2 separate regions of the Homo sapiens genome follow, and region 2 is linked to region 1. Evidence: chromatin loops called from intact Hi-C (ENCODE). Cell type or tissue: testis. All regions are shown on one strand. Links, peaks and the distances in the headings refer to the core of each region. The heading gives the core; the rest is flanking DNA.

Region 1 (2,500 bases), core at 1-2,500:
CTGTGGGTGTAATGGCACTGCTGGTGGCTGGGAGCCAACCTCAGCAGCCTTCCTCCTGATGTTCAGGAAACTCCTGATCCTGCTGGAACACAGTGCTGACCACATCACACACTACAGATCATGTGTATGTGCACATGTGTCTGTGTGCATGTGTGCGTGTGTGCACGTGTGTGCAGTGGCATGAGTGGCCCATCCACTCCCCCACCACCCTGGGACAGCTTGGCAGGGCCTGCGTGGGCAGCATGTGTTACAGACATATGTGGCCATGGTCCTATACCTCCCCTAACACCTGCTTCTGGACATGCCCCCACAGCTCCAGCCCCTCTGGCTCTTCATAGCCATTTTGCAATGGTGGTGACTCAGGAAGCTAATTCTGGGAGAGGATGAGGGGCTCCTTCCTCCCATACCCCACTCTGGCCTCACCAGAGGCACTCAGGCAGGGCAGCTGCAGAGTCCACACCTGGCTTATGAGAGTCTCGGGGACTGGGGGAACCCAGACAATGCCACACAGTTGCACCGGGCCCTGCCCAGGAGTCGGTCTACTGCCTTGGAAGCATATATTCATTTTAATTTCTTTGTGATTAATTGTTTTTTTTTTTTTTGAGACAGGGTCTCACTCCGTCACCCAGGCTGGAGTGCAGGGGTGCGATCATGGCTCACTGCAGCCTCGACCTCCCAGGCTCAAGAGATCCTCCCACCTCTGCCTCCTAAGTAGCTGAGAATACAGGCACGTGCAGTCATGCCCAGCTAATTTTATTTTTTGTGGAGGTGGGGTCTCATTATGTTGCCCAGGCTGGCCTCAAACTCCTGGGTTCAAGTGATCCTCCTGCCTCAGCCTCCCAAAGTACTGAGATTACAGACATGAGCCACTGCACCTGGTCAATTTCTCTGTGATTTTATTTGAGAGATTTTGCTTCTATGTCCAAGTATGCTTCTGTGAGCTAAGTGTTTTTATAAATTGGAGTATGTGTATGTAAAAGCGTATCCCGTAAGGCAAGATGCTTGTCTGAGGGTGTTCATTCATTCTGTTATTCACTCAACAAGAATTTGTCAAGTGCCACTGCTCTCCAGGCAGTGTTAGTGCTTGGGATGCATCCGTGAGTAAAACGACGGACCCTGCCCTCACAGAGCTTACATCCCAGTGGGAAGAGACAGGTGGTGAACAAGAAACACAGAGAGTAATGTATGAAACATGTTAAAAGGGGAAAGAAACCCCGGCAGAGTGAGGGAGGAGTGGGCATGTGGGGGTGTGCAGGGCAGCTTCACTGACAAGGGGACATTTGAGCAAAGGTTTGACAGAGGCGATGCAGTGAGCCATGCAGATCCCTGGAGGAAGCATTCCCAGCACAAGCACAGACTGTGCAAAGGCCCTGAGGCAGTGTCTGTGGTGTGCTGGAGGGGAACGAGCAAGCAGGAGGGCCAAGGAGATGGAGTGGAGAATGCAGCTGGGATCAGCCAAAGTGTGAACTTTGGCTCTTTATTGGTAGGTGTAGATTTTGATGGTTAATGGTGAGTGGGTGTGTTTCTGGAGTATAAATGCATATAATTCTGAACAAAAGAGTGTATGGAGGGCTGTGTGTGTGTACACATGTGTGTTCTGTCACTGGCTCTCAAATTGGGCTCAAAGGACTGTTATCTTACATTGAGCCCCTTTGTCTGGCCCAAGCAGTTTTTCCTTTAGAAACCACATGTGGGGGCCGGGTGTAGTGGCTCCCGCCTGTAATCCTAGCACTCTGGGAGGCCGATGTGGGTGGATCACCTGAGGTCAGGAGTTTGAGATGAGCCTGGCCAACATGGTAAAACCCCATCTCTACTAAAAATACAAATATTAGCCGGGCGTGGTGGTGCACATCTGTAATCCCAGCTACTTGGGAGCCTGAGGCATGAGAATCACTTGAACCTGGGAGGCGGAGGTTGCAGTTAGCCAAGATCGCGCCACTGCACTCTAGCCTGGGCAACAGAGTGAAACTCGGTCTCAAAAAGAAAAAAAAAAAAAACAGAAACCACATGTAGGGAGCTGGGTGCTGGCCCACCTGCCCGGCAACATCAGAGCAGACACAGATACTAACAAAAGCAGACACGCAATGGCAGGTTGGAAGTTATCTACAGGACCCACCGTTGCTTCTGCTGTAAGCTGAACCAACTACCCTTGCCTTCCCCTACTCACTTGGTCTTGATTTCTAAGTCATCATGGCTCGAGTGGCACATTTCACTGAATCGGGACACAAAGAAGTCATAGCTCCGGTGATAGGACGGGGTGTCCTCCTCGATGTTGGCAAACTTCACAAACTATCAGGGAGGAAGGAGAGAAACACACGAGAGAGGTGACCCACCATGCTTCTCACTGCTGGGCATCCCCAGACCCCCTGCCATGGTCAAGCCATGGGAACCACGCATCCTGGAGCCAGCTTGGCCGGCCTTGCAGAGCACACTGGGGAGATGAGTTCCCAATCCCGCTCGCCTCTCCTGTTGCACAATAAGATTGGAAACCATGGCCCTT
Region 2 (7,465 bases), core at 2,055-4,554, 140 kb after region 1:
GAAGGGGAAAATGATTAAGATATTGTGAAAACTCACTCACTATCACGAGAACAACATGGGGAAAACCGCCCCCATGATTCAATTACCTCCTACCAAATCCCTCCCACAACACATGAGGATTATGGGGTTTACAATTCAAGATAAGATTTGGATGGGGACACAGCCAAACCATATCAACATCCAAAACTACAGCGTGTTCAAAACAGATCTTGTCACTGTTTAAATAGCTCTCCTTTGGGGTCTCATTTCTGTCAGAGTAACTGTCATCATCTCAGCCACTCGGGCTCCAGAACGTGGGGTCAGCCTTCACTCCACTTTCTCGGTTTGCCCCACACCTAGCAGTCACCAAGAAGCTGTTCCTATTGTAGTTTTTTCATCTCTTCCTTGCTGTCCATTCCCATTGCCATTGTCATGTAGGTATTTATTGCCAGATGCCTAGGAACTACTGGGCTTCTGATGGCTAACCATAACCTACATAACCTTCTTTTCTTTTCTCTCTCTTTTTTTTTTTTTAAGACCAGGTCTCACTCTGGCAGCCAGGGTGGAGTGCAGTAGTGTTGATCTCAGCTCACTGCAGCCTCAACCTCCCTGGCTGAAGCGATCCTCCCACCTCAGCCTCCTCAGTGGCTGAGACTACATGTGTGTTCCACCATCCCTGGCTTTTTCTTTTCTTTTTTTTTTTTTTTTTGAGACAGAGTCTCGCTCTGTTGCTCAGGCTGGAGTGCAGTGGTGCGATCTCAGCTCTCTGCAACATCCACCTCCCAGGTTCAAGCGATTCTCATGCCTCAGCTTCCTGAGTGCCTGGGATTACAGGCATGCACAAGTGGATAGGGTGACTTGTTCTGTGCACCACCATGCCTGGCTACTTTTTTTTTTTTTTTTTTTTTTTTTTTGGTACAGACAGGGTTTTGCCATTTGGGCCAAGCCAGTCTCAAACTCCTGACTTCAAGTGATCCACCCACCTCAGTATTCCAAAGTGCTGGGATTACAGGTGTGAGCCATCATGCCTGGGCTAATTTTTTTATTTTTTGTAGAGATGGGGTCTCCCTGTGTTGCCCAAGCTGGTCTTGAATTCCTGGGCTCAAGTGATCCTCCTGCCTCAGACTCCCAAAGTTCCAGGACTACAGGTGTGTGCCACCACACCTGGCCTTTTTTTAATTTTTATTTTTTTAAGAGACAGGGTCTCTCTATATTGCCCAAGCTGGTCCTGAACTCCTAGTCTCAAGCGATCCTGCCTTGGCCTTCTAAAAATGCTGGGATTACAGATGTGAGCCACCTCACCTAGCCTACTTCTGTCTATTCTTGATACCACTCCCAAATTAGTATTTTTAAATGATGTTTTGTGCATGTTAATCAACTCTCCAAAATGTCTGTCAGTTGCCAAAGAACCGACAGTCACATGTGCTGGCCAGAACGAGTTGCACTCCTTAGCCTGACAATGCACTGCTGTATCAGAAGACCTGGCTTTCAGCCATCTGTTTCTTCAACAAATGCTAGCTAAGTTTCCATTCTGTACCAAGCTTTGTCCTAAGTGTTGGGAATATAAGTGAACCAGAGAGACAGTTATTGCCCTCAGTGAACTTGTTGCCTGGTGGGGAAGACAGCCAATTAGATTAACAATTACAGTTCAGGGTGACAAGTGTTGTCATTGAGTCACTTCATGGGGGTTTGTAGAAGCCCGAGGCAGAGCCAAACTTGGGGTGCGTGAATACAAAACAAGTGTCAGAGAAGGCTTTCCCGGGTAAACAACTTTCAACCTCATTTCCCACTATTTCCCTTTTGCAACTTTCTGTTCCATTATTCATCATTCTTTCCATATCTTATCCTTCCCTCAAGGTCCATGTTAAGTTTCTTCCCGGATCTCATACTCATGGTGATCGTCTTCTTCTCAGCTCTGATGGTATTACTAATTGGTGTAGGGGCTATGCTAACTTGAATTTATGTATGTGTTTATACGCATGTACATACACACCCATTAATTAGAATCATACAAAAATTATAGAATACTTAACCATTTTTAGCCCACAAAATGGCAATTCCATATGGTTCAACCATATGACTTGGAAACTTTCCCTAGAGCTATCCCTATATAAATCCACATACAAACTTACAGTTTAGCTTGAAGACATAAACTTATAAGCAGCCCTACAAATGCTCTGTCATATTTCCTACAGTCAAAAAAGTGTAAATTCTCATTTACATATTTTACATCTGATCACATGTACACATATAAACCCACAAAACGACAAATTCATTCACAAACGTCCTCATATAGCATACATTCAATATGCACACACGAAGCCGACAGATGCAGGAAATGCTAATGCACACACTCTCGCACACAAAGTCATTATAACCAACACATGAGTATACCCAGAAGCCCCACACATATGCTTGCATACACACATTCGTACCCAGATATATCCAGAATAATTCCCAAACTTAACAAAGCCAGGCACGTGGGCACCCTCGGGAGAATTTCACCCACTCACTTCTACCCTGTGTTTTTGCAGACCTAAAAAATCAGATAACAAGGTGATACAACTCTGTTTAAAATAGGGATTCATAAGCTCTGAGCAAGGATCTGGAGAACTCTACTGTGAGTAAAGAGCTTATGCTCTTATGCACAGAGTCTGTAACGTTCACCATGGCTACTCAAAGGCCTTTTTTGGGCTTATGCCCTTAGTAAGGTTAATGAGGCATTAGTGTCCCCTGATCCAGGTAAGGCCTTTTTTTTGTTTTGTTTTGAGTCCCTGCCAGGCCAACTTTCCTGCTGGGTTGGGGAAGATGAAAGCCAGTGACGGAGAAGGTGGGCTGGAAGCAGTTATGGGTGTAAATTATGACAAGCAACAGCCAGAGTTGTCCTAGGTGGACAGTCGTGGTGGCAGGGAACTGGCTATAGCTGACAGATCTGAGAGTACAGGGAGGGAAGACTCGTGGTGAGCAGGGGAGGGGGGTCTGTTCCTCTGTCGCATGCGCAAAGCTTCTTGGCTACAGTTTCCCTCTGGCTTGTTTCCCCACCACGCTGTCTCTGTCTGGTTTCCATGGACACCAAGAGCTATCACAGGCACAGCACGAGAAACCCTGAGCAGAGAGAAACATCAGGCTGGGGCTGCGTTTTTAGCTCTTAGGCCCTGTGAAAATTAGGAAGGAACTGTTTCTGTAAACTTTTTTGAAGTGTGACATACTATAGAGGAGCATTATACAGATCATTAGTGTGCAGCCCTCTGAATTCTCATGAAGTGAATACACCTATGTAACCCCCACTCAGATCAAGATCTAGAACATGACCTGCACCCAGACACCCTCCTTATAGCCCTCTTCCATCACTATCCCTGAATATAACCAGAATCCTGACTCCTCGTTCATTGATTAGTTTGATCTGGTTTGAACTTTATATGATTGGAATCATACAGTAATATTCTTTTGTGCCTAGCTTCTTTAACTCATTATTACATCTGTGAGATTCATAGCAGTACCATAGTATTGTATAGCAATGATTTAGTATTCCATTGGAAGAATATACCACTATTTATCCACTCCTCCACTGCCAGACAAATGAGTTGTTACCAGTTGTTTACTATTACTAATAGTAGTGCTACAAATATGCTGGTGCAAAGTGTATATATCTGATAAAGAATATAGATAAATAATATATGTAGAATATATAAAGATTTTTACAAATCAATAAGAAAAAAATAAGCAACTCAATAAAACATTAATTGAACAAGTACTTTTTTTTTTTTTTTTGAGACAGGGTCTCTCTCTGTCACCCAGGCTAGGGTGCAGTGGTGGAATCATAGCTCATTGCAGCCTCAACCTCCTGGGCTCAGGTGATCCTCCCACCTCAGCCTCCCAAGTAGCTGGGCTCACAGGCCTGCGCCACCATGTCCAGCTAATTTTTGTACAGACAGGGTCTCCCTAACGTTGCCCAGGCTGGTCTTGAACTCCTGGGCTCAAGTAAGCCTGCCCGCCTTGGCCTCCCAAAGTGGTGGGATTACAGGTTTGAGCCATTGTGCCGTGCAACAGGTAATCAACATAAGAAGAAACGACCTTTAAAAATACGAAAAGGCACTCAATCTCATTAGTCACCAGGAAAATGCAAATTAAAACTACACTTAGATACTACTACAAATGTCTAAGGAAGGCTAAAATTAAAAGACTAGCAAAATTGAGGGGCCAATGAGAATTTTGAACAGCTGGAACTCTCATTCACTGTTGGTAGGAGTGTAAATTGACAGCCACTTTGGAACACTGTTTGGCAGTACCAACCAAAGCTGAACAGACGTACCCTATGACAAAGCAATTCAACTCCTAGGTATATACCTCTTAGAAATGTGAGTACTGTATAAGTAATGTTGATGGACTTCAACTGCAAAATGTTAAAATTGAGTCAAGCTGCTAGTATGCATAATCAATCAGCAGCAGAATGATCATTTAAAATATTCTTTCAGGGCCAGGAATGGTGGCTCATGCCTGTAATCCCACCACTTTGGGAGGCCAAGGCGGGTGGATCACCTGAGGTCAGGAGTTCAACATGTGCCTGGCCAACATAGTGAAACCCCGTCTCTATTAAAAATTCAAAAATTATATGGGGGTGGTGGCACATGCCTGTAGTCCCAGTTACTCAGGAGGCTAAGGCAGGAGAATCACTTGAACCCGGGAGGCAGAGATTGCAGCGAGCTGAGATCACGCCGCTACACTCCAGCCTGGGTGACAGAGTGAGACTCTGTCTCAAAAAAAAAAAAAAAAAAAAAAAACAAAAAACCTTTTTCAGTTGTCCATTATAAGCAATATTGTTGGCTAGATCACTTTGGGAGGCTGAGGCAGGAGGACAACTCAAGGCCAAGAGTTCAAGACCAGCCTGGTCAACATAGCAAGTCGTCTCTGCAAAAAAGAAAACAAAATTAGCCTGGCGTGGTGGCATATGCCTGTAGCCCTAACTACTTGGGAGACTCAGATGGGAGGATTCCTTGAGGCTAGGAGGTTGAGGCTGTAGTGAGGTATGATCATACCACCACACTCTACCCTGGGTGACTGAGCAAGACCCTGTGTCTAAAAAGGTAAAACAAAAACCAACATTGTTCGCAATTTTGAATTGTTATCCAAAACTTTTTTATTTTTTTGAGACAAGGTCTCGTTCTTTCACCCAGGCTGGAGTGCAATGGCTCGATCCCAGCCCATTGCAACCTCTGCCTCCCAGGTTCAAGTAATCCTCCCTCCTCTGACCCCAGACCAGCTGGGACTACAAGTGCCTGCCACCACACTCAGATAATTTTTGTATTTTTTGGTGATTGTCTCATTATGTTGCCCAGGCTGGTCTTGAACTCCTGACCTCAAGCAATACACCAACCTCAGCCTCCCAAAGTGCTAGGATTACAGGTGTGAGCCATCGCACCCAGCCAATCCACAACTTTTTAATATATCTCTCCTGTATATTTACCCAAATTATTAAAGAGAGCTGGGTTAAAAAGTAGAGCCCTGTGCCATAGCTCTAAAGATTTCCCTCCTTTCTTTTCTTTCCTTTCCCTTCTCCCTCTCCTTCCCTCCCCTCCCCTTCCCTCTGCTACCCTTCCTTACCTTTCCCTTCCTTTCCCTACATTTTTATTAGGCAATTGGGTGCCATTAACTGCAATTAGATACGTAGGTGGAAACACTGGTTTGTGCCAAAATCTCCTCTCTATGAGGAGCCAGAGCAGTATGGCTGGAGAGTCTCAAGATCTAGAGAAGGGTGTTTTAGGCAGAGGTCTATATACAAAGGCCATGAGCTGCAAGTGAACTTGGCATTCAAAGAACAGAAGGAAGATAGCATTTGAGCACTACTAGTAATCTGCTAGGTACCCCAGGATATCTCCCAAGAAATTGGCAGCTTGCTCTGAGCTCAAATTTCTTGGCGGGGTTAATGACAATTTTCTACCTGTCCATATTACTGAATATCACTTGTTATGTGTTCCTTATTGCTACATTCCACTGCTTGTTGGCATCTTTGCTTCATTGTCTTGGCACTTTCAAGATGGCTCAATCCCATAGCTGGCAAGTTGGTGCTGATTGTCATATGGGAGCTCAGCTGTGGTTGTGGGTGTGAGTGGGGAGCTCGTTTCTCTCTCCATGGTCCTCTCCATGAAGAGCTGGAATCTTCACAGTTTGGTGGCTAGATTCCAAAAGTGAGCATTCCAAGAGAACCAGAAGGAAATTGCATTGCCTTTTATGACTTAGTTTTGGAGGTGGCATAACGTCACTAACACCATAGTTACAATTCCACCCAGATTCAAAGGAGAGGAACATAGACCTATGGAGAGGAGTCTCAATCCTACTGTAAGAATTTCATATGGGAACCTTGAAGACATTATGCTAAGTGAAGTAAGCCAGCCATTCTACTCGTATGAGGTGCCTGAAGTACTCAAATTAATAGAGACAAAAGTAGAATGATGGGTCCCATGGGCTGGGGGGAGGAGAGAATGGAGAGTTAGTGCTCAGTGGTATGGAATGTCAGTTTGGGAAGATGAAAAAGTTCTGGGAAAGATGGCAGTGATGGTTGCACAATGTGAATGTGCTTAATGCCACTGAGCTGTACATTTTTAAATGGTTAAAATGATACATTTTATGTTATGTGTATTTTGCCACTATATAAAAAAAGGTCATATGGAATGGGAAATGTTGTCACAGCCATTTTTGGAAAATACGAACTCCCACACACTTTTTGGGATAGTCTGTAGTAGGATGAATACATGGATATGAACATGGAAGCACAATATCCATGCTCACAGACTCCAAACTAAGACCCTCTACCCCTAATAAGGAAGGTCGGAAGGCTCAGCAGAGTCAGGGTTCTAAGGTTCTTACATTGCTTAGGAGAGACTCATCCCCATGCCAGGTGCTTCTCCAAGATTTCCACTCCCCTCTACCATTTGCCTGGTTTCTGTTACTCTTCAGAATCTCCCAGTAGTTTTTTCCTTCCTTTCCTCTCTTCCCTCCCTCCCTCCCTCTCCCCCCTCCCCCTCCTTCTTCTCTCTCTCTTTTTTTCTTTCTTGAGGAAGAGTCTCACTGTGTTACCCAGATTGGAGTGTGATGGCATGATCTCGGCTCATTGCAATCTCTGGCTCTTGGATTCAACCAATCCTCCCACCTCAGCCTCCCAAGTCGCTAGGAGTACAGGTGTGTACCATCAAACCCAGCTGATTTTTGTATTTTTAGTACAGATGGGGTTTTGTCATGTTGTGCAGGCTGGTCTCGAACTCCTGGCCTCAAGTGATCTGCCTGCCTTGGCCTCCCAAAGTGCTGGAATTACAGGCATGAGCTACCACGCCCAGCCCTGTTATTGTTTTTTAATCAGTGGGAGAATTATCTGAAAGGGTTTACACTACCATACTGGAAGCAGAACTCCTTAAAAAATTGAATTTGTAGTTAAAAACTTTCCCACAAAAACTTGGTCACTGAGAGGAATTACTACCAACTTTTCAGTATG

The links. A loop is a pair of places that touch in the nucleus more often than their neighbours do. Peaks named below come from ENCODE experiments on the same cell type or tissue, not always from the same donor. Only the 100,000 strongest peaks of a DNase experiment are listed, where the experiment ranks them.
Region 2: it touches region 1 in a loop (5-fold over the local background); 103 of 110 quality-filtered maps call a loop at or near these places.

What each region holds. Positions count from the first base shown.
Region 1 is chr2:25,121,462-25,123,961 of GRCh38, reverse strand. EFR3B (EFR3 homolog B) reads right to left here. Exons shown (of 23, transcript NM_014971.2): 5 at 2,168-2,289. Among named protein-coding and RNA genes, the nearest start is that of POMC, 46 kb to the left of the region's middle. RefSeq lists an enhancer at 1-68. In testis, for the core only: no CTCF peak of the experiment used is centred there; no DNase peak of the experiment used is centred there.
Region 2 is chr2:24,980,593-24,988,057 of GRCh38, reverse strand. All of the region lies in intron 1 of DNAJC27-AS1 (DNAJC27 antisense RNA 1), which reads right to left. Among named protein-coding and RNA genes, the nearest start is that of DNAJC27-AS1, 12 kb to the right of the region's middle. In testis, for the core only: no CTCF peak of the experiment used is centred there; a DNase peak (open chromatin) is centred at 2,997; H3K27ac peaks cover 1,326 bases.